Linked DNA regions of Mus musculus: regions 2 and 3 are each linked to region 1. The links are chromatin loops, found by intact Hi-C in ENCODE. Cell type or tissue: left cerebral cortex. All regions are shown on one strand. Links, peaks and the distances in the headings refer to the core of each region. The heading gives the core; the rest is flanking DNA.

The links. Peaks named below come from ENCODE experiments on the same cell type or tissue, not always from the same donor. Only the 100,000 strongest peaks of a DNase experiment are listed, where the experiment ranks them.
Region 2: a loop joins it to region 1, with 2.8 times the contacts of the local background. A loop is called at or near these places in 3 of 42 quality-filtered maps.
Region 3: it touches region 1 in a loop (2.7-fold over the local background); 9 of 42 quality-filtered maps call a loop at or near these places.

What each region holds. Positions count from the first base shown.
Region 1 is chr2:27,444,548-27,452,499 of GRCm38, forward strand. Brd3 (bromodomain containing 3) reads right to left here. Exons shown (of 12, transcript NM_001113573.1): 10 at 5,710-6,002; 11 at 4,654-4,779; 12 at 1,034-4,033. The coding sequence ends at 3,918. Mir7578 (microRNA 7578) reads right to left here and starts at 6,083; the gene lies at 6,002-6,083. In left cerebral cortex, for the core only: a CTCF peak has its summit at 3,430; a DNase peak (open chromatin) is centred at 5,931.
Region 2 is chr2:27,527,652-27,535,603 of GRCm38, forward strand. It overlaps Wdr5 (WD repeat domain 5), which reads left to right. Exons shown (of 14, transcript NM_080848.2): 9 at 623-669; 10 at 3,988-4,063; 11 at 5,342-5,375; 12 at 5,686-5,760; 13 at 6,117-6,204; 14 at 7,106-7,952. The coding sequence ends at 7,206. Among named protein-coding and RNA genes, the nearest start is that of Gm25541, 8.3 kb to the right of the region's middle. In left cerebral cortex, for the core only: no CTCF peak of the experiment used is centred there; no DNase peak of the experiment used is centred there.
Region 3 is chr2:27,511,775-27,519,726 of GRCm38, forward strand. It overlaps Wdr5 (WD repeat domain 5), which reads left to right and starts at 3,373. Exons shown (of 14, transcript NM_080848.2): 1 at 3,373-3,506; 2 at 6,855-7,018; 3 at 7,575-7,683. The coding sequence starts at 6,938. In left cerebral cortex, for the core only: CTCF peaks have their summits at 3,070 and 3,710; DNase peaks (open chromatin) are centred at 2,327, 3,126 and 3,341; H3K4me3 peaks cover 2,181 bases; H3K27ac peaks cover 1,651 bases.

The sequences.
Region 1 (7,952 bases), core at 2,953-7,952:
CTGACTAGCTGGAGCCTCCTGAGGGGCCTAGGTCCTTAGGCTCAGTCCCAGCCAAAATCAAGGGTATGGGTTAGACTTCTGTAATACATTCCTGTAAATATAGAGGAAGCCCATAGATAGTATGGGTTGGTTGGCCTGACCTGGGGCATAACACTTAGAAACTGTTCCAAGTTCATTAGTTTCTGTCAAGTCTTTCAGTTCAACTGAAATGCTGCAAGCAAGCTTCATGTGTATCTGGAATTCCCACTACCTGCTCACACATTATCCTAACCCAAGGCCGTCTGTCTGAATCAGACACTGCACATTAACTTGGAGATAGACCACAGATGTGCTAGGACTGTGAGCACTTGGGCCTCTGTCTTCAGGCGAATAGCAGATATGGGTAGCACACAGCATGATGCTCCATGTAGGACACTGGGAAGCCACTACACTGCTTACACTGCAGAGGATGCCATCTGTGCTAGGAGGCCAGGCCAATGCCAAAAGACCTAGTCTGATGAGAAGGGTTAGTGTCAGCAAGAGTGCCAAAGTAGCCTGACCCACTCTGGATGGGACGGACATTCCCTAGAGCCCAGTGACCCTCCTCTCATTCCTTCTTCACGGTGCCTAAGCCACACTACGGCCAACTTGTAGTGAGCAGTATAGGGCTCTTTATATGTTCTAACACATTTCTACTTGGCCCACTACATTTGGAGGCCTATCCCACAATTAACCTGTCAGTCAACCGCAGCAAGGGACGGGTGGTGTGGACATAGTGAGACCTCAGGAGAGGCATGACCTCACTTAGGATGGCAGGCAGTCTAAACGAGGACTGCAAAGGACTCCCCGTACCCCAGCACCATGACAGGACAGCAGCTGCTCAAGTGCTTTGTGTGTTCTGTGAAAGGGCTTTGTATGTTTGTGTGTACCACACACACTCACACACACACTCACAGCACTTCTACCGAGAGCTATTAAGAGGTGAAGTGTAAGGACCTCGCCATGTGCCCTTACAAAGAGGCATTGCAGCAAAGAGCACCACACAGACACAATCTTCTTTCCCTTTTTATTATGAAAACAAAACAAACACCCTAGGAGAAAGGTTCATGATTACCAGAGACACCAGAGTACTTCCTACCGTTTTTTTTTTTTTTTTACTCTGTGGTGTTGAGGCCGGCATTGCAAAAAACAAGCTAAACTACTTACAATGGACTCATTTTCAGTAACTGACATTTACAGGAATATACTAGAAACGGCACTAAAAAGTTTAAGAAAAGTTACGGTAAACTTGCATGCACATCATACAGAAAAGAAACGTTTTAAATATATATATATATAGATATATATATAAAAAAGGAAAGCCTCTGGAAGTGTTATGCCAGGAGCAGGGACAGTGATGAACAGGACAAAGCTTTAACAGTGGCTTGCATTTCCCAAGTGACTGTAAAGCCATGACAGCTGCAGAAGGACGAAACCCAGAAAACCACACAAGAAAATGTCTCCAGTCTGTAAGCAAGCTGAGCTACCTAGCCTGTGGAGGTCTGAACCCCAAGGACTCTGCCAAGTGGCCACCCCAGTCCTGCATGTGACCTCTAGGAAGCCTGTAGACAGCTGCCCTCCACCTCTGCACAGGACAGTCTAAGTCCCCGTACATAACTCACAGAAGGGGATGGCAGTTATCCTGCAGCCTGGCATTGTGGGGACCGGGGTCCTCCAAAACTCTGAAGACAAAACAATTTAAGTCTGGACAAAAAGAAAAAAAAAAAAAGTTAAAAGCACCAATGACCAAGGCTGCTTACTAGGGACCACAGCCACAGGAATGCCAGACCTCCACCCTATGCCCAGCTCTGTACCACCACCCTGCTGCGGGGACATCACCTCAGAGCCAGACTCTGCTTGCCTAGCAGCTCACAGGGGCACTCACTCTACACATGCCCAGGCAATGTGCCCTGCCTAGGCACACTGACCAAGCTGTCATGGTAGGCCACCACTGAGACCCCACGTGAAGGAAGGCCTGTCAGTTTACTCTTGTTTATTTCTTACAGTCACAGCTTAAATATTCTATTAAAGATCTGTTTAAAAAATACCTTTGAAAAACAAGGGTAACCTTAAAAAAATGGAACCTTAAAATCCACTTATATCTTTATTATAAACAAAACTGGCTTACAAGTTTAACTGGCTGATAACTCACCAGGCGTCTAGACATGCCAGCCAGCCAGCCAGCCACTTCCCGAGCTTGACACCCACTGCCTGTGCACATCGAGGGCTGGTGGGATCGACTTTAGAAACTTTAAATATCTCCCATGTATGGATGGTGAGGATGAGTCCTTGGCTCTGCCTAGAAGCAATGGAAGAAACCGCAAGAACCACCCCCAGCCCAAGTAAAACCACACAACACAAGGCCCTGCACTTGGCGCTCTCGCTCTCGGGTGGGGGTCAGGAGAACCAGTCTCTTCTGGGGCTAACTGGAAATTCTCGAACAGGGACCCGTGTCAAAAGTAGAAAGGTCAAGGAGAGCCTCTGCACACTGCAGTGCTTCCAGGCCTGGGAGACTGGCCAGTGCGCTCCTGGCTGAGGCCACAATGCTCAGAGATACTCCAAGGCTGACCCTGCATTCCAAAACCATTCGGCAGCCTCAAAAACAACAAACCCAACAGGACCTTCTGTTAGACTCTGTATATTATTACTTTTTACAATAGAAAATTAAGTGTCAAGACCTAGGCCTGATATACATGACTTTTCTCTCGGCTTACATACAAAGCTTGTGTTGAAGAACCGAGGTTCCTCCGTTGACGTCTTTTAAAAGACCAGAAGTTAGTAAGAACAAACTGAATAGATACTATAAAATGAAGATGTGCTACAGCTGAAGGGCGTCTACGCTTGCAAAGTCCCCACATTTCATTAAAAAAAAAAAAAAAAACCAAACAAACAAACAGCCAATGAGCTCAGAGAAGCCAGCCGTGATGAGCACCAGGACCAGAGGCGCCCCGCCACGGGCCTGTCTCTGTTGCAGAGGACAGCATCCTCTCCATGTTCTTCTCAATGCACTTATTTATGGGTTTTTCTCTTCTTTTTTTTCTTTTTCATTTTTTAAAAAATGACCAATGATGTTAATAAATAAAGTATTTATATATACATAAACCTGGGGTGGTGGTTCAGAGCGTTAGGCGGTGGCAGCCAGGCAGCACTAGCAAAGTGGGGACTCTGGGCTGGACTTCTGTAGAAAATGGATGAACTTACAAAAAAGGTTTGTTTTTGTTTTGTTTTTTTTGTTTTGTTTTTTTTTTTAATCTTTTTTTGTTTGTTTGTTTTTATTCCCTTAAGTTGAGGTAAAAGTTTCGGTGTCCCGAAATCTGCACGCTGCACACACAGCCAAAGGACCAGGGAACTCAGTACCCCTCTTCCTCCACACCCAACCCAGAGGTGTGAGGCTCTGGTCTGCAGCTACCAGGACCCTCCACTAGGGCCCAGGCTGGTTCCCATGGGCTGACACATCTGTCTTCAGCCCCTGCGGAGAGAAGTAACCTGCTGGTTAGTGTTCTAACAGCTTTCAAACACAGAACCCATTCCAGAGAAACACCCTTGCAAAGCTTCCTTCAAGTTACTAAGGGAGAGGCTGGTCCTGAGGAAGGATTGGGCAGATCCAGCCACGCCTCCAGCCCACCGTGTCTATGGCCATCAGGTTAGCATCCCAGGAGCAGTCTCCAAACAACTAAATGGAGCTGCAAAGGCATTTCCCCCTCGCAGAGCTCGGCCCTCTCATGGGGTCTGGTGCACGTGCGAGGCTCTCCGCCCTACTGGAGCACAGCTGGAAGAGATCATAACACTGAAGTAAAAGAAAACCTGCACACCATGGAACGAAAGTATATTAACCATAGGAGGGGACACTGCGTTGGCGTGCACCACGTCCATCTGTCCAGCTCTGTCCCAGTCCGAGTTCACTCTGAGTCACTGCTGTCGGAGCTCGATCCACTGGAGCTACTGCTCGCAGACTCAGAGGAGCTGCTACTGCTGAGCCTTGATGGGCCTCCTGAGGGAGCTGAGCCGGACTTCTCTGCAAGGACACAGGAGGGGAGACCCTTGCTGAGCAGTGTGCCACACTGTCACAGGTCACCTGTCTGGCCACAAGGCTGCACTAAGACACTTGTCTAGGTAGGATCCCCACTGAGTCTCAGACTCTGACCAGTGCCTATACATCTGCTCTTCTAGAGCATCTCTGAAGCCAAAGCAAAAGGAAGGGACAAAAATACCTACTCACCCAAATCTAAGGCCTAGCAAACCCTATGCAGAAGCTCTGGACTGCAGACAGTGCTTGCTCACTGTACCAATTTAACATGGTGGGTTAGAAAGCCAGAAACCCACCGCTTTCTACAGCTGGGGACCGATGTTTAGGGGTGAGCAGGCGCTCGGCATCAAGACCAACCCCAAGGAGATCTTTCCAAGAGCCCAACTGCATAGACCTTTAGAAGCTCTCTCTCTCTCTCTCTCTCTCTCTCTCTCTCTCTCTCTCTCTCACACACACACACACACACACACACACACACACACACACACACACACACACCCCTACCTGTAACCACCCTAGCGCCCAAAGATGCCCCCACTCTTAAAGGCTAGGAGGTGTTAGGAGGTTGACGTGTTCTCCTGCTCACAATGAAAGGCCTCAATGGTTACCTTTCTTAGTGGGTTTTTTGCTGTTCAGTTGTCCACTGACATCCTGCAGCCGCTTCTCCAGCTCCTTTTTCTTCTCCTGAGCTAGCTCCTCTTTCGATTTGGCTGCCTGCTTCTTCCCGCTTGTTGCTGTGGAGTAAGTGAGCAGTGAGACATAAGTCCCAGTCCCACACACCTGTGCACGCACCGCCGCCACCGGCCTAGCTGCAGGATCAGTGTATCTCTGACACGGGAGCCGGAGCAGGAAATGGCAGGGTGACCTGGAACCACCACTGCCACACCACATCTACTGAGTGCTCCCACATATCCTCATCTCTCTGCCTCCCTGGCTCCGGAGCCTGGGCTACGACCTGTCATCTGTTCCTATGGGAAGGGCACAGACCCTGTCTCAGTCCTCCCACAGTACAGCTCCTCCTCCTGCCTGAGCCACAGAGCCTGCCACGGTCTAGGAAAGAGTCCAGCTTTCACTCCCTGGCCCCTGGATCACCCTCCTCCTCAAGCTTGTTGTTCCAGAGTGATAAAGGACCAAACACACCTCACTCAACAGCCACATGTAGGTTGGCATGAGCCTAGATAGTGAGGGGCTGCCTTGGGACTTCTCTTCCTCCCAGCTTCTAGCACCTGCAAACCCAGGCAGTGACTGGTCCCTGTCTGCTGAAACCATCAAACTCAGGATGCACTTTAGGTCAGGGTCCATCCTGTGGAGATTCTGTACACACGTCATCAGTGAAGGGAATGGGACTCTTCCCTACAGCCAAAGCCCCAGAAGGAGCCTTAGGAAGGGGTATGAGAAGGGCCCTACCTGGACGTGAATGAATAGGCTGAGCCAACCCCACATCCTATTTCTCACGACAGGCCAGTTGGGGCCCAATACGAATCTTCCCTATCAGAGAACAGGGAAGAGGATGTGGCAGCACGAATGCACTTGCTGAGCACAGACGTCCTTGGGGCCTGTGGTAGGCAGGCAGGCAGGCTTAAACAGCAAGGCAGCTGTGGGCCCAGTGCCTGCTCTCAGGGGCTGCAGAGGCTACCAGAACCATGCTCTCCCAGACAACTTACACAATGGTTTCCTCTGCTTTTTTTGTAAACAAGACTTGACATATCTCTCCAGTTCCCGCAGCGTGGTTGGCTTCAGGGTCTCAAAGTCAATCTCAATCTCGTCTGGGTTTGAGTCCCGAAGCGAGGGCTCCCGAGACTGAATGATGTGCACCACACGCCCTAGCTTCTCGCCGGGCAGCCGGTTGATGTCAAGGCTAAGTTGTCGCTTTTCATCATAGCTCATGGGCAGGCCCTCCTCCTCTTCCTCTGAGTCATAGGACGCAGATGCCTGCTTGCCGCCCTTCTTGAGCTGTCTGAGGCAGAAGACAGAGCCATGTGGCGTTGAGTCTCAGTTACCTATCCCACCACCTAGCCCCTTTCTCCTTCACTAAAGACCCTTCTCTTCCCTAGAGGTTAACTAAGGTTCCTCAGGAACAAGAGCTGGGCAAACTGAGGGTGTCTAGTTTGCCTGCCAGAGATAGGCAAGACCCTATTTCGGGGAATAGCTGCTTCCTGGCCCAGGGTTCAGTCAGGAACTACCTACCACCTCTCAAACCTAACAAGTCAAAACCAGATCGCCACATTCATACTATTTAAAATTTGGAAAGGAAAAGAAAAGGCCAGGGACAGAGATCGTGATGGCATGGTCGATGCAGTCCGAATGCGTCAGTCACTGAGTGTGAGTGGCTGACAGAAAGGGAAGAGATGGTCACATGAGAAACAAGGCCTTCAGTGACAAAGTTACCAAGCTGGTAAAACACACCATGCAAACTCAACAGGCAAGATGGTAGTAAAACCTTGTCTCTGAGATGGCGGGGAAAGCCAAACATGGCTATATTGTATTTTTACAAAGAAGGCTACAGGGTTGGGAGACAGCTTGGTAGATGAGGGGTTGTAAACCCTAGTTCAATCCCCAGTATATACATACTGCAAAGGGAGAGTCCTCTCTTGTAGACTGTCCTCTGACTTCCACGTATACACTGTGGTATGCACACACACACGATTTTCTAATTATTTATTGAGACAGGTTCTCAATATATAGCCCTGGCTGGCCTGAAATGCACTCTGTAGACCAGGCTGGCCCGGACCTCACAGAGATCGTCTCTGACTCCTCAGTGCTTGGATGAACAATGTGTGGCACTGTGCCTACTCAGCACCACAAGTAATTTTAAAGAGTTTAAAAGGGGGGGGGGGGGGCTGAAGAGATGGCTCAGTGGCCAAGAGCTCTGTTCTTACAGAAGACCTGGATCTCAGCGCCCACACAGCAGCTTACAACTACCCATAACTCCAGTTCCAGGGAGCTGATATCCTTTGTTGGCTTCTGAGGGGGACACATATTCATGGTATACAGTTATGCATGCAGGCAATACATAAAATAAAAATAAATACTTTTAAAAGCAGGTCCAGACATGGTGGTGCACACCTTGACTCCAGCACCCAGGAAGCAGAGACAAGCAGATCTGTGTTAGAGGCCATCCTGCGAGCAGTGAGCTCCAGGACAGAGAAACCCTGTCCCAAACAAAACAAAACAAAAGACTAAAAGTGACAAGAGGTGTCTCAAAAAACCAAAACCAAAACCAAAAACCAAAACTGACAATAGGGAAGGCTTCCTGTCAAGGACTGTTCTCTAGAAGAGACTAGATACTGACAAAGAGTCTCGACCATATGTCAACTGCCCATGAAGACACCTCAGACCTGCAGAGAGATGTATACATTAAAGCCAGGCCACAGAATGTAGAGTGGAGGAGTCTCCCAACATACTCAATGCCAGAAAATAGAAAAGAGGTAAATAGTCTTCTCAAAAACTGTCCCTAATTACTCTGAAATATTATACAGTACCATTCTGGGGATCAGCATTATACAGATTCCAAATCCAGACAAAGATAGTATGAAAAAAATCCTGATTTTTTTTTTTTCCGAGGCAGGGTTTTTTCTGTGTAGCCCTGGCTGTCCTGGAACTCACTTTGTAGACCAGGCTGGCCTCGAACTCAGAAATCCGCCTGCCTCTGCCTCCCAAGTGCTGGGATTAAAGGCATGCGGATTTAATCCTGATTTCTATATCCTTTCCAAGGGAGAGAACAAGGAGAGGGGAAGGCAGGTGGGAACAGAGCCCTCCCTGCATGGCTCCAGGGCTGCACACACTGTTCTCCTGAACCTAGGCACTCAAGCCTTCCCAGCCCGTTCCCAAGCAGCCCTCTAAGCCATCAGCCTCACTGCTGCCACCTCCTGCAGCGCCACCAATCCAAAGCAGTGTCCTTGCTTGC
Region 2 (7,952 bases), core at 1,857-6,856, 82 kb after region 1:
CCGTTTCTTCCTGTCTAAACCAGGCTGTGTCTGTTTCTGTCTCCTGAGGGCTGGGGTTAAAGGGGTACACCATTACCATTTTTAAAGCTTTATTTTATGTATGTGAGTACACTCTTCAGACACACCGATGGAGGGAGTCAGATTCCTATGGATAGTTCTGAGCTACCATGTGGTTGCTAGGAATTGAACTCAGGACCTCTGGTAAAGCTGTCAGTGCTCTTAACCACTGAGCCATCTCTCCAGCCCTAACTTTTTTTTCCTGTTCGAGACAGGCTTTTTCTGTGTAGCCCTGGCTGTCCTGAAACTCACTCTGTAGATCAGGCTGGCCTCGAACTCAGAAATCTGCCTGCCTCTGCCTCCCAAGTGCTGGGCTTAAAAGCGTAGAGACAGGGTCTCTGTAATCCTAGCTGGAGGACAGGTGTCCTCAGGTGAAGTCTACCCATGTGTGCACATGATATTCTCACTCAGTCTCTAGAGACAGAGTAACTGTTAAAGCTGTGGGAGAAGGGTGAAGTGCAATACTATGGGAATTGGGAGAAATGCCCTCCCAGAACTCAGGGGGTATAGATGACTGCACTCACCAGCAATTGACTTTCTCATACCCTATCTTCTTGCTTGACAGCCGAATCTGGGACACCGCCTCTGGCCAGTGTCTGAAGACACTCATTGGTGAGTGCTCTGTCTGGTAGGGATTGTGGAGGTGGGTGGCTGCCGTGTCCTGGTGGGCCTTCTAGAGTATTTGTTTTCAGAAAGTCATCTTTCCTTCTGGCCTGGGCTCCCTTATTCTGCAGGACTTGTGGCACCTTTCTTCCTGACTACGAACGTTTACCAGAACTTGTCCCCCTTCTCTCATGCTCATGTGGGGTTGGTCCTTGGCTTGTTTTACATTGTTGAATAGTGTCTGTAGCTCTTTGGGGCCCTGCAGCCTCTACCTGTGTTCATCTGCCTCAGCCTGCCAGTGGTCTCTTCCTTCCTGGAGTTGGGGATACACATTTGCTACTATAGTGTACTGCAAGGTGGGCAGGGTGTTGGAGCAGGACAGGTCTGGGCTCACAGGTGAGTGGGCTGATGAGGTGTTGGGAGGGAAGCTGTTACTTGCTAGGCTGGAGTTCAGAACCTTAGATGGCCTGTTTCTTTACCAGTTTGGCTTTGCGGGGTAGATAGGCATTGTGGTAAGTTGCTACCTCCTTAGACTGTTAGGGAAACGAGTGTAGTGCTCTTGGCCTGCCAGGTTGCTAGGATAGAATGCCAAGAATCAGGAGCTCATCCTCTATGGCAGCTTAGGTGGCCAGGGAACAGGTCATGGGTATGGTGACCTCTGATATCACTCTGCCTACAGATGACATGCATACCCTTGTGCTTCTCTGTGCCCAGCTCTTAATGGCATGCTCATATTCAACACCCCTCCCCACCTCAACCATCATCTGTGTGATGTTCTCTTCAAAACTGTCACTTACTTGAGTTGTGAATGGATAGTCTTCATAAGTTTCGGGACACAACCTGGGATAATGGCTTTTAAGCTTTTCTTGCTCTGTGTCCACTCTTGGGGTTTACTGATTTTTCAGAGCAGTCACAGATGTCAGGTAGTAATGTCCTGTCTTACCATCCCCTTCCCCAATCTTCTCTTCCAGGCAACTGTCTGGTGCTGAGTATGTTACTCAGCGGCTATTCCAGCATACCCCTAGTGCTTGTGTATCAACGCTTGTGAACATCTGCTACCCTGTGTCATCCTTCATTTACAGGGCAGCATCTTAGATACAAAAGCCAGCTAGCTAGAAAGCTGCATAGCATGTCTAGTCACCCCTCAGTAATATCTGGGAGAGGGTTGTAAGACTTTCCATTGATCCCAGAATCCTCCGATGCTCAGGTCCTTCCTGTGAGATGGTGCAGTGTTTGCAGGTGACTTGTGTACTTTGTACTGCAGTTTAAGTCTTGAGGTGGTTCAAAACACTGGGTATAGCCCGGCATGGTGTTGCACGCCTTTAATCCCAGCACTTGGGAGGCAGAAGCAGGCGGATTTCTGAGTTCAAGGCCAGCCTCGTCTACAAAGTGAGTTCCAGGACAGCCAGGGCTATACAGAGAAACCCTGTCTTGAAAAACCAAAAAAAAAAAAAAAAAAAAAAAAAACCACTGGGTCTACAGATGTACCGTGCCAGGAGGCAGTGGTTACTGTGGGATGATGTGCAGGCACATATCCAGTTTAGATGCAGCCATTACATGCAGCTCCAAGAGGGAATGCTAGAGTTGGTTACATTTGCTTCAGTTAAACAGTTGTCCTAGGGAACAGTGAAATTCTGTTTCTTTGGTTTTGTGGTGCCCTGCCCTCCCCACCCCTTTTCTTCCCCTCCAGACAGACAGGATTTCCCCTGTGTAGCCCTGGCTGGGCTGGAGCTCATTTTGTAGGCCAGGCTTGTCTTGGACTCAGAGATCTACCAGCTTCTAGAGTGCTGGGATTAAAGATTGTAATTTGATGCCCAACAAAATCTGTGATCTGTGCATTTTCTTTTTTTTTTTTAAATTGGTCTGTGTGTTTCCCAGTATACACATGTCCATGTGCTTGTGTATGTTTTTCCCTGTGCTCAGCACATGTGTAGAGGTCAGAGAAAGCTTTTAGGAGTTAGACTCTTGTACTGTGAGGTCTGTGCATCGAGTGCATGAGCCATCTCAGCAGTGCCTGAAACTTGTAGGTTTTTTTTTTTTTAGGTTTTTCAAGACAGGGTTTCTCCGTATAGCACTACTGGCTGTCCTGGAACTCACTCTGTAGACCAGGCTGGCCTCGAACTCAGAAATCTTTCTGCCTCTGCCTCCCAAGTGCTGGGATTAAAGGCGTGCGCCACCACTGCCCAGCAGGTGCTTTGTTTTATATCTATTGTTGGCTAAACTCTAGTCTGAGAAAGGCAACCAGGTGCATGGCCAGGATTTAGATTTGGGTAGGCAATGGGCAGTAAGGCCTGGATTGAGGTAGGCAGGCCTGTTTGGCCCAAGGTCTATTTCTCTTCTCATCTTCAGGTTTAGACATTAACGTTTAGACATTCTTTTGCAGGGGATGGGATGCTGTTGAGACAGATTTTGTTTATATTTCTGTCTGTCTTGATACTCTGTAGTCCATGCCAGCCTCAAAATGAGATCTGCCTCACCTTTGCACCCTGGAATGCTGGGTGGGATTAAGGGTGTGGCACAGGTCTTGATTTCTGCAGGCATCTGTTTCAGAGGTGGCCTGGAAAGGCGCACAGGTGTTGCTCCATGTCAGCCGAACTAATAGCATTATGTGGCCCAGTTACTCTCTCGTGTCCCTTTCAGTGTTTGTGACCAGTCACGAGAAACGGAGCCCCCTGCGAACCCCCTGTGGTAATGTGTGTGTCAGGGTACACCAGCCTCTTGTATGCACACTTTAGGGCCTGGTATGCTTCCTTGGCTGGCCGAGCAGGCCCACCTCAGGATCCGTTCTCCTTACCCAGGCGAGGGGCAGGGCCCTCCCCGCTCTCCGCATTGGCCCACTGTGCAGAAGGATATGACTTTGTTGTGCTCTGGAAAGCAGCTTTTATGTGGGCAATTTGTTGGAGGCCTGGCTGCTCAGCAGTGCAACACCCCAGCCTTGACCCCGCTTGCCAAATGCTGAGGCTAAAGTCAGCAACCTGGTCTTCAGGAGGCAGAGGCAAGGCCATCAAGAAAGGAGAACTTGCTTGGCTGAAGAATGGGCGGTTGTCTCTAAGACCCCCTAGGTCAGGCAGCTTTCTTCAGGGGATCAGTTCTTCAGCAGTGCTGGAGAGCTTTGGGCCTCCTTCCTTATGTGGTGGAGGCTTGTTGGCAGGGCACTGGGTGAAGACTTAAGAATGTGAACGGCCAGGGAAGGTGATGGCATGTCAAAGCTCTCTGGTGTCCTTCTAGAGTGATGGTGGCAGGGTCCCCACACAGTCAACATGGGTAACTGGGAGCTGACTTGCATCTCGACTCTGCCAAAGATCAGCCTGTTTTTCTTCTGTGTAGATGATGACAATCCTCCAGTGTCCTTCGTGAAGTTCTCTCCAAATGGCAAATACATCCTGGCTGCAACTTTGGACAAGTGAGTGCTTCAGTTCCCTGAGGAGTGAGCTCACAGTCTTCTTCGTTGGTGGGGTTCCTCTCCTGTCTGTTGTGTTGTTTCTTCTCCCAGTTGTCCAGTTGAACTCTTTTATATCTGCATTAAGAGTTCGTTCTTGGGTTGTGGGTTGAGGGGTTGAAGAAAGGACTGTCCACTCTAGCTAGTTTTAGTATGAGAAGGATTTGACACCTAGTTGTTCCTGCCAGTTCCCAGGCTCTGAGCATCTTCACGCAGCATAATCTCACTGCCATACATGATGACCTCCTCTTAGGTGCTCACTTAATCTGGCACACACTGTACAAAGTCTCTAAGGAACCTGGCCAAGTTAGCTCTTGAGAGCTGCCTGAATGGCATTATCCTGGTTAGTTTTTTTTTTTTTTTTTTTTCCATTTTTTATTAGGTATTTCGCTCATTTACATTTGCAATGCTATACCAAAAGTCCCCCATAGACACCCACCCCCTCTCCCCTACCCACTCACTCCCCTTTTATGGCCCTGGCGTTCCCCTGTACTGGGGCATATAAAGTTTGCGTGTCCAATGGGCCTCTCTTTCGAGTGATGGCCGACTAGGCCATCTTTTGATGCATATGCAGCTAGAGTCAAGAGCTCCGGGGTACTGGTTAGTTCATAATGTTGTTCCACCTATAGGGTTGCAGATCCCTTTAGCTTCTTTGGTACTTTCTCTAGCTCCTTCATTGGGGGCCATGTGATCCATCCAATAGCCAACTGTGAGCATCCACTTCTATGTTTGCTAGGCCCAGGCATACTCTGACAAGAGACAGCTATATCAGGGTCCTTTCAGCATAATCTTGCTAGTGTATGCAATGGTGTCAGCATTTGGAAGCTGATTATGGGATGGATCCCCGGATATGCTAGTGTCTACATGGTCCATCCTTTTATCTCAGCTCCAAACTTTGTCTCTGTAACTCCTCTGGTTAGTCTTCCACTCTTCTCCAAGGTCGGCATGAGTCTCTTCCTGTGGCACCTGTACTGGGTGTTTCTGGAGCCAACATGGCTTTCCACATTCTGCTTCTGGCTAACTGCTAGTTTTGGGAAGACAACCAGCAATCTGTTTCTTCAGCCTGTTTCTGAGCTGAGCACTAAGGTCCTTGTGTTTGCTTTTGTGTGTCACGGAGTGGCTGGGCTTGGTGAACTAGAGGATCTTCTTTCCTGACTCACGGTTGTTAGGATACGGTGGCATCAGGGGAGGCAAGGCGTGCCAAAGATGGCCTGCCCCTCACTCCCACTCTCTGTCTTTCAGCACACTGAAGCTCTGGGACTACAGCAAGGGGAAGGTGAGCTTCAGGCATGTGGCCGGTCTGGCCTGCATGCCAGTCCCAGGTAACAGGTTGAGGGGGGTATAGCTAACCCATGAGTTGCAGCAGGAGGGACTTGGGCATCTTCTTCTGATGAGCAAGTATGGTACAACTCCCTTTAAAGATATGTTTTAGGAATGACTAGTCTGCACGTTAAAGTCTGGGCCTTGTGTATGTCTAGAATATTTAGAGAGCATGTTCACACAGTCAGGTGTATGTACCCAGAATTTGGAATGCTCTGGAATGAAAGCTAACCACGGGTGCTAACAATGCACACCTACCTTTTCAGTGCCTGAAGACATACACTGGCCACAAGAATGAGAAGTACTGCATATTTGCCAACTTCTCCGTGACAGGCGGGAAGGTGAGTTTCCACTGAGATGTTGTTATCCTGCTAGCTCTCTAAGAGGCCACCCATCACAGGTGGCTTTTTGTCTTTATGAAGCATCCCTAAGCCTATGGAACAAACCCACACTTGTCGTTTTGAATGAATCTGTGGTGTGTTGCACTTGGATATGGTTGAAGATCTAAGAGCAGGTGGTGACTGGATAGATCCAGTGACTGAGGGTGCCGTGGGAGGCATTTAGCATGTCCCTAAATTGGGGAAATAGGTATTAATTAGAGTAACCGCAGCCAGCTTGCCTGTGCTACCTATTCAGCATATCACCTGATGTCTTTCTTGCCTGTCCTCACTGCCTGCTTGTTCTTTCGATGCTGCAGTGGATTGTGTCTGGTTCTGAAGATAACCTGGTGTATATCTGGAATCTGCAGACCAAGGAGATTGTGCAGAAGTTGCAGGGTCACACAGGTGGGTAGTTATTGCAGATAGGCCACACGGGTGGGTGGAGCCACCCAGGGGAGCCTCTCAGTTCCCCAAGGTGCTTGGTTGTCTCTGGGGTTTAGGGACACACAGCAGGTGTTGCTACTCTGTTTTCCCTGCCATCCCAGCCCTGCAGGCCTGAGAAGGCCTATGATCAGCCTTGGAGGCAGCATCAAGGGCTCTTATCTAGGGTCTTGGACATGGCTGGCTTTTGGGTCTTAAGTCAGACTCAAGCCTCATAGGAATATAGCTTGTTTACTTCACTTTAGAGACTAGGACTCCATGAATATGGAGAGTGTCTAGCCCACATTTCCTGTAGGCTCAGCCTCTTTCAGGGATGCTGGTTTTCTGTTTCCCCTGCAAAACTTAGTCCAGCTATGGAGTTACCTCATTCTAGTTCTTCCCTGTCTACTTTCTGAAGCGGGCCAGGGATGGCAGGGATATCATGTGCTCCTTTGCAACCCTAAGGAGTGGAGAGCTCGTTTTCTGAAAAAGCAGTTGTCTTCAGCTGGGAGTGGCTTGGTCACACTTGCTGTGGAACCTGAGCACCAGGGAGCAAGCAGGGTTAGTGGACTGCATGCCATCTCAGTAATGCCAGTATCCCTGCCCAGATGTATGGTTACCTTGTGCTCAGGTAGAACAACCTCAGGAATAGTAGGGGGCAAGTGGGCATAGTCAGTCCTGAGACCAGTGTAGACAGGTGTGCAGACCCTGCTGGGTACCCACCAAGTGCCTTGTGCCCAGCAGAGCAAGGCTAAGATGCCTGTTACTATTCTGGCATTCTGAGCACTCCCCTGAACCCTGCGGTGCTCCCTGTGCTCCTGAGGGCAGTGAGGCATGTGCTGGGACTGCTTGTCCTAGAGTGGCTCCCTGACTACTCTCCTTTCAGATGTTGTGATTTCCACGGCTTGTCACCCGACAGAGAACATCATTGCCTCAGCAGCGTTAGAGAACGACAAAACAATCAAACTGTGGAAGAGTGACTGCTAAGTCCTGGCTCCATGGGAGACTTAAGGAAGCCACCCGGATTGGCAAGAAACACATGTGGGGCAGAGGCATGGGGCCAGGCTGGGTTGACAGGCCTGGTGCACCTCCTATCTGAAGATGTCGGCTCAGGGGAGTGCACACTACCGAGTCTTGATAGCCACTGTGATATTTCTTGCCAATTCTGTCTCTGCCTGGGGAAGTTCCTGGTCTGTTCTGTGCTCAGAGGCAACAAATTTTTAATTTTTTTATTACAAGAGTGAGTTCAGCTCCTCATGGGTTGTTTTTCTCTGTGGTTGTTGTTTTGGTATTGTATTGCCCAGTGCACACTGGAACAGGACCTACAGCCCTACTCCCATTCCCTGCCTCCTGCCCTGGCCTGCTTGTTCAATTTTCCTGCCTGTAATAGTACCCAGCGTGCTTCCATGAGTTTCTGGAAACACAGAAAGGTTGTAAGTTGTATCCGTGTCAAGTCCCTTTGTTCTTTTGGAGTTCATAGGTCAACACTGACCTCTCAGTGGTTGAAATGTCTCCTTGTCTCACTGGTATCACTCAGTAAGCTACACACACTGTAATAAAAGGTGGGTATGGACTGGGTGTGGCCCTGAGTTCTGACCAGGCTCTTTGACACCTGGCTTTATAAAGCCCTCCTCCCTTCCTGGCAGGAGTTGGAAAGGTCTCTGGGAGGATGGATCCTTGTTGTGCCTCTTCTTCCCAGTGGCTGCTGTGGGTGCTGAGTGTTGGAGAGGAAG
Region 3 (7,952 bases), core at 1,046-6,045, 65 kb after region 1:
GGAAACATTTTGGGGGCGGGGGGGTGAGTGGGGTCGAGACAGGGTTTCTCTATAGCCCTGGCTGTCCTGGAACTCACTCTGTAGACCAGGCTGGCCTCAAACTCAGAAATCTGCCTGCCTCTGCCTCCCAAGTTGCCACACCCACTCCACTGGAGTGGGTGTGGCAAGCCCAAAGGCTTGGACACAGTCCTGAGGCAAAAAGTTTCACAGAAACTTTTCTCCTGGAACCTTGGCATCCCGTAGCATGAATGCTCCTTGCAATAGTCGGCGTTATATTATAGGTAGTGCTACTCATTCAGATGTAACGCCTCCAGTGTTGAGAGGCAGTGAAAGAAGTCAGACATTGCAGTTTACTAGGTAAGAGCTAGAAATCTCAGGGCCAGTTCAACAAAGTAAACTTAGAGAATAACAGCCGAGTCACTTCCATGTGCAGGAATTTACAATGGCCTAGGAAGAAGGAAGGTTGTGGTCTAAGAAGGAACTAGAGTAAATACTTAGAACAACAGCTGAGTCACTCCCATACACAGGAATCTACAGTGGCCCAGGGGAAAGGTGGATTATACAATAGACTAGAATTGGAACTATGGCAAGGGCATAAAACCCTTGCCTCTGGCTTCTAAGAATAAACTGACCTTAGGTGGGGCTGCTTTTGACCCCAGTTGTAAACACTGAATTATATCCCAGTTATAAACACTGCCTGGTTCCTCTTAGCTTTTATGTATGCATTTCTCTGTTTTGTGCAGTCTTTTTTTTTTTTTTTTTTTTTTTTTTCTGAGACCGGATTTCTCTGTGTAGCCCTGGTTGTCCTGGAACTCACTCTAGTAGACCAGTAGACCAGCCCAGCTGCATTGGGTAACCTCAGTGTACCTTTGATGACCTTAATGTATCGCCTAACTTCCTTGTTTTCTTCTGTAATATAAGTCTGGTGCTCACTTTGAGAAATTACATTTAGATACAGCACTCTCTGTCAGTGTCTGTCACTTTTCGCCGACTCCTAGCTCACCTGAATACTGGGACCTTGATTCTCCTGAGGGTTGAGGGGCTGACTGAATCCAATCATCCCCCCCCCCCCCGGCACCAAGTGCTGGGAAAAGGCATGTGCTACCACCACACAGCAAAGGAAAACTTTTAACTGAGGCTGGCTTACACGTTCAGAGGTTTAGGTCATTATTGTCATGACAGCATCATGGCAGCATGTAGGCTGACTTAATACTGGCAAAGGACCTGAGAGTTCTGCATCTTGATACTTAGGCAACAGGTCTTGCCGTAACTGTGAGCCACTGAGCCTGGCTTGAGCATTTGAAACCTCAAGGCCCACTTCCTAAGTGACATACTTCCTCCAACAAAGCCAAACCTGATAGTGCCACGCCCTGTGGACTTGTCATTTTTATTCAAACCACCACAGTCCAGAACTCTCTGGGTAGTCAAGGATGACCTTGAATATACCAGCTTGAGGGCTGGGAGACACATAAGCACAATACTCCCACTTTGTGTGACACTGGGACTTGAACACAGAGTTTTGTGGATGCTAGGCTAGCATTCTACCACCTGGGTTATGTCCCCATCTTATCATAGGGTGCTTTCTTTCTTTTTTTTTTTTCTTGGTTTTTTGAGACAGGGTTTCTCTGTATAGCCCTGGCTGTCCTGGAACTCACTTTGTAGACCAGGCTGGCCTCGAACTCAGAAATCCGCCTGCCTCTGCTTCCCGAGTGCTGGGATTAAAGGCGTGCGCCACTACGCCCGGCCCTACATAACTGTGTTTTTAAAGATATCAAAATTCTTACTACAGATCCAGTGTGAGTAAAAGTTGGAAATCTGGGGCTTCTGGGTCAGGACCCCTTATCCTTTGAGCCTTCCATGCTGGTCTTGAAGTTCTAATATTTCTGCCTCTAACTATCTAATACTTGTGCTGTTGCACTTGGTTTATGAGTGTTGGGGATTGGCTCCAGGGCTTCTTGCATGCTATGCATACACTTTACCTGGATTTTCAGCAATTCCTTTGGCTGGAATTTTGAAAAGGCCACATCTTAGGTAGAGCCGGGATGAGGATGGAGGTGGACAGGTTTGAATGTTATCTGAGAGGTGGGTGGCAGAGGATTAGGTTTGGTTTCCAGTCCGGTTAGCTAGGCAGATACGGAGATGTTATTCTTACCATCCCATGCTCCACTCCATCCAGGGCTCCTGGCATAGGTCTGTTAGACACACAGATTCGTCTGAACTGTTTCTGTGCCTTTAGCAGGAGATTCCAGGCCAATGTCAGTCTTCTCACACTCTTGTAGCTATGGCAACCACACACTCTCCATTCTCAAGCTTCAGTTGCTTAGTCCCTCCCTCTGCACAGGTTCCCCACGCGTTATATTTGATATTCCCAGACTGGAAGATGAGGCTGCACAGGTCATAGCCACCTCCAAGAGTCTAAGACCATGTGAGTTAGACAGTGAAGTGAGAGGTGCAGACCTGGCTCCAGGTTCTCCTTCTGTCCCTGTGTCCTCCTCTCTGGGTGTTTTCCCCGTTAGTGACAGGAGTAGAGGTGGTCCAACAGGAAAGAGGGCTGTCAAAACTTTGCTAACTGCAGGCCGGCCAGCCTGCTAGGGGCTGTCTTGTGAAAATGAGATAAAGCCTTTAAAATGGAGCTCCAGAGCCACACAGGAGCCAGATTGTAGTGGATGCTGTGGCTGCCTGGAATGTGAACTGCCTGAGCCTACATTCAGGTGCAACTGCATCGTTCCAGATGCATGCATAGCTGGAGGACTTGGAGCCCCTGTGTTAGGGACACTTGCCTTTCCTGTCCACATTCTTTCTTGTTTGTCTTCTAAGTCAGGTAGCTCCTCTCTTGTCAGCGTGCAGGCTTCCTTCTCTACAGTAGTGCCCTGCCTTCCCTGGACACTACTGTAGATCTCTCCCTGCAGCGGTAGCTCCTAAGACCTTTTTCGGAGTGTGTCTGTGTGGGGTGGTGGTGGTGGTACAGCGTAGCCTCCTTATGGCCCTGTAGAAGAGAGGCAAGTATGTTCAATTTGAGCTGTGGTTTGCAGCGGCAGGAAGCCCCCCGCCTTGCGGTAGGCTGGGGAGGCCGCAGGAGCTCCGGACTTCCGGACCTCGTGGACATCCACCAGTGGCACCAAGAGGTTTCCCAACAGTCCTGGGCAGGCACGGGCCAGCACAGGCAAATTGTAACTGTTAGCTTGGCTACACAGCCTAGAATAACAGGAGAGGCACCTAAGCACGTTCTCACCCATCTTTAATTCTAGAGTGCTCCAGTCTGCAGTTACCGAACACCAGTAGCGGTCAAATAGGAAGCGAGAACCACAGACGGCCCCTTTAAGGCGCTCCGCCTCCTCTAGTTTTTCTGACCCTCGTCGCCGCCCGTTGTCCCGCCCCTCGCGCACGCGCAATCCCTCCCGCCTCCCGCGCCGCTGCCGCCTAGTCCAGCAGATCGTCTGCTCTCGCGCGTAGGGCTAGCCGACGCGACGCCAGAGCGCCCGGCCCCGCCGCCGCGGCCCCGGCAGGTAAGCGAGAAACCCGGTCCCGCGGGCGCGAGGCGAGCGGCGGCCACGAGGGCCCTCGGGCTCCGGGCTCCACAGCGCCGCACGTGTTCCGAGGGCCTCGGGCCGGGCCGGACGCCGCATTTGCGGCCGCGCCCCGACCCCGCCGCCCCTTGTGGCCGCCACGGCCCGCTACTTCCACTGCGGCCCCTGCTACGCCCCTAGACCCTTAGTCCTGCGAGCTTCTCGAGACTCACACCTCAGACTGGCGTCACTGGGAGTGGAATTCTCTGTCTCATCGGGGACACCCAGCCAGCGTCGCGCAGGTTTCCTTGGCCACTTGGCGCCTCTCGTGCTGCGGGCACAACCCTCATTTGTGTCCTAGCGCAAGTTTCTACCTGACTAGGGCTGACCGGTCAAGGGTTTCTGAACATTGTCCGGGACAGCCGGGCAGTTGAGCGCACAGTGGTGTGAAGCCAAGGCTACTAGTACCTAGGTATCTAGGAGCCCAGAGAGGATGGGTTGGAGTTCTTTGTTGGGTTACCTACTGCACTCACCTGAGTGACTGAACCATTCTGTCTTCCCATACTTGTGTACTAGGGTGGAAACCAGGAGTCTACATTTGACTGGAGGGAGACTGATGGCTGCTGCCCTTCCATAGTCAGGCTCACTCTAGTGTAAAGCCCCGGCTGCGGCTGCCGGTTACCTACCTCCTTTGTGGGCAGTGGAGGCCAGCTCCAAACCACCTGCTGAGGATCCTGCTTAACCCAGCTTCCTCCCAGACCTGCCCTCCCCAAGTCCTGCTTTCCTGAGTGCTCTGTCTTGGACTCTACCCTGTGGAATTGGAAAGTGGTGGTCTCCTTTGAGCCGGTTTCAGGTTGATGCTAGCCTCACATTTAACTGCTTTGAATTCCTGAGCCTCCTGAATGCTGTGAGGCAGATTGGCTAATGTTGATATTCTTTCTTTCTTTCTTTCTTTCTTTCTTTCTTTCTTCCCCGTTTTTGTTTTTGTTTTTTGGTTGGTTGTTTGGGGCCCACATCCTTAGAGCTCTTCATCCTTAGAGCTGGAATTAAAGTGGGTGGTGCTACAACTAGTGTCTTCAGATGTTAATATTTGTCTTCCTGAAAGACCCAGCTTATTAACGATGTGATGGGCAGGGCTGGGTGGTGGTGTGCTTGTTGGCAAGGTCATCCACCTGCTGTTAGGTGAATCTCTTTATATGCTAAAAGAAGCTTAGTTCCTAGAGACTTCCCACACTGGAGATAGATCTGCCCTACACTGTTGGCCTTTCATTTCACTGGAGTAGGGAGATGAGATGCTGGTTGAAAGAGACTTTCTAGCCCTTTTCATTACTTAAGTCTCAGCTCCTGTTGCTACCTGTATGGTCCACAAAAGTGGTTGCTATGGGAACTCATGGCCATAGTTGCATTAAGAATAAGCACCAGGTCAGGCCTGGTAGTTGATTTATGCCTGTTACACCAACCATACCAAGCTTGAGACTGGTTTTTTAATACCAGTGCATAGCAAGACCCTGTCTCCAAAAAGCTAAAAGCACCAAGCAGCTGGTATTTCCTGGGCACAAGAGCTTTGTTTGTGGAGAGGCCCCTGGGACCTACCCTAGTCTGATCCTTGCACCTGGGCTTGAGCTACAGCGGATTTGACCTTGATGGAGATGGCTGCAGGTAAAACAGCTTGGCTGCACCTGTGTGGTGCATGGTGTTCCTGTTCTTTCCTCTAGGATTGAAGACTTTGAGGCATTGTTCTCTTTTGGTGTCCTTTCATCTTAGTCTTATGTGGGGGTCCATGTGAGGTTTCAGGTTTAACCTCAAAGCCAGACTTTACATTATGATTGCTCCTTACATTGATGGCTGAGGAATGTCTCAGTAGCTCTCCGTTAGAGGAGTACTAGCTCATTTCCCAGTCAGGTGGTGTGCTTTTCTGGATGCGTGCAGGTGATGGGCCCTCCTGTAAACTGCAGTAAACTGTTGCAGTTGCATACATGTTCAGGCTGAGTCTGTCCAGCTGACTGGAATAACTACTTTCCCTCAGACCTGCAGCTTATCTGCTGTTGTTTGTGCTGCTCCCCCAGAGGTTTCTTTCACATGGGGGCAGTGACTACTCTGTTTTATTCTTGGAGCGCTTTCGGTAGTACTTTGTGCACTGAGTCCCTGTGCTCTGTAAGCTCTAGGTATTGTTAAAGGCATGTTGCAGTTTATGAGGTCACAGGGAGCCACTGAGGAGGTGAGGCCACTGTGTTTCGTCAAATTATTTGGGTGTATTTTAGAATTTGGGTAAGTTCACAGACTTGTGCACAGAAAGTCTACCTCCTGTTACTTGGCCTGTTGTTTCTGTTAGAAAGCCTTTTAAATACTGTGTCAAGGGCTCTTTGAAGCAAACTCACATCCCTGTATACACCTGTCTGCTACAGTGGGAAGCCTAGGCCATCACACAGAGTGTCTGAAGCGTCAGCCCTGGGATAGGGTGACAGTTATCCCCAGCTTGGGACAGTTGATTTGTTGGAGGGTTCAATGTGGTGGTCGTGTTTCTCCTTTTTATTCTTTTATTTATTTATTTATTTATTTATTTATTATATGTAAGTACACCGTAGCTGTCTTCAGACGCACCAGAAGAGGGTATCAGATCTCATTACGGGTGGTTGTGAGCCACCATATGGTTGCTGGGATTTGAACTTCGGACCTTTGGAAGAGCAGTCAGGTGCTCTTACCCACTGAGCCATCTCACCAGCCCCCCTTTTTATTCTTTTTCTTGGGAATCTTTCTATTTTTATGTTTTAAAGATTTATTTTACATTTATAAGTACAGTATAGTTGTCTTCAGATACCAGGAGAGAACATCAGATCACATTACAGATGCGGTTGCTGGGAATTGAACTCAGGACCTCTGGTAGAACAGTCAGTGCTCTTATCCACTGAGCCATCTCTCCAGCCCCAGAATCATTGTTTGTTTGTTTGTTTATTTATTTATTTTGTTTTTGTTTTTTTTTTTCGAGACAGTGTTTCTCTGTGTAGCTCTGACTGTCCTGGAACTCACTATGTAGATCAGGCTGGCCTGGAACTCAGAAGTCTGCCTGCCTCTGCCTCCCAAGTGCTGGGATTAAAGGCGTGCGCCACCACATCAGGGCAAATTTTATTTAACTTTTGTTTTCCCTCTCTGCATGTAAGTCTGTGTGCCATGTGCATGCAGTCCCTACAGAGGCCAGAAGAGGATGCCAGATCCTCTGAGCTGGACTCACAGATAGTTGTAAGCTCACAAGTGGGAATCAAACTTAGGTCTTCTGGAACTGCATTTGGCGAGCTTAGCTACTGAACTATTTCTCCAACAACCTTTGTTAAAGAGAGGATTTGTTTATAGGCCCCTTACTATAGAGTTCAGCTGACAGCCTCTTCCATTGTGACTCCCCCTTCACGGTGTCCTGCCCTGTGGGCTTCAGAGCCATGGCCACAGAGGAGAAGAAGCCAGAGACAGAGGCTGCAAGAGCACAGCCCACTCCTTCCTCATCAGCCACACAGAGCAAGGTATGTCCCACAGGCTGGAGAGATTCTCAGGGACATTATTTTATTAATCTAGGCTTCTCTGCCCAGTGAGGTATGCTGCCAGTATTTCTGAGCACACAACAGTGGTCACACAGAGCAGTCAGGTGCCACACCAGGGAGTCCCAGACCTAAGATGGAGGTGAGGGTATTTATCAAAAAGTACAGTTTGTTTTGAGGCAGGGTTTCCCCTATAGTCCCTGGCTGGTGAGGAACTCGACATGTAGACTAGGCTAGTATTGAACTCATAGAGACTCAACTGCCTCTGCCTCCCTCTCCCTTCCTGGGATTAAAGACATGCACCACCATACCAAAAAAAATTACAAATTCTTGGTGTGCTAAGGTACTTCAGGGAAAGTCGGGGCTTTCAAGAGAGGTGCTAGGCTCACACTGGCAGTTTAAAGGGGGACATCAGATAAGGTTATAGTAAGTTCTTGTGTATGAGTTTGGAACCAGCTAGTGCTTGATTACACTTTGGGAATCAAGTGGGTTGATTGGGTGGTGGTAGTTGCCTCTGGCTAATCTGTACTGTTTCCTCCAGCCCACACCAGTTAAGCCAAACTATGCCCTGAAGTTCACCCTGGCTGGCCACACCAAAGCTGTGTCCTCTGTGAAGTTCAGCCCCAATGGGGAATGGTTGGCAAGTTCATGTGAGTATCCTTCAGTCCTTTGGAGAGGCGTCTGAACTTTGTTGGAGGAAGGAGGATGAGGAGGCTGGACTGTGTTAGTTGTTACTGGTCTCTGGGTTGGTTAGCATTCAGCATGTTTGTATGGAACTGAAGTAATTGCCTGTTCACATGCTATTGCCCCTCTGCAGTGAAGGGTGTACTTCTGTGTGTCCATACTTAGTTCATTGAGTGACTCAGGCCTCCTTCCTTTGGGTGACTGTACAGCCACAGCCTTCTCTGACTTCAGCTCC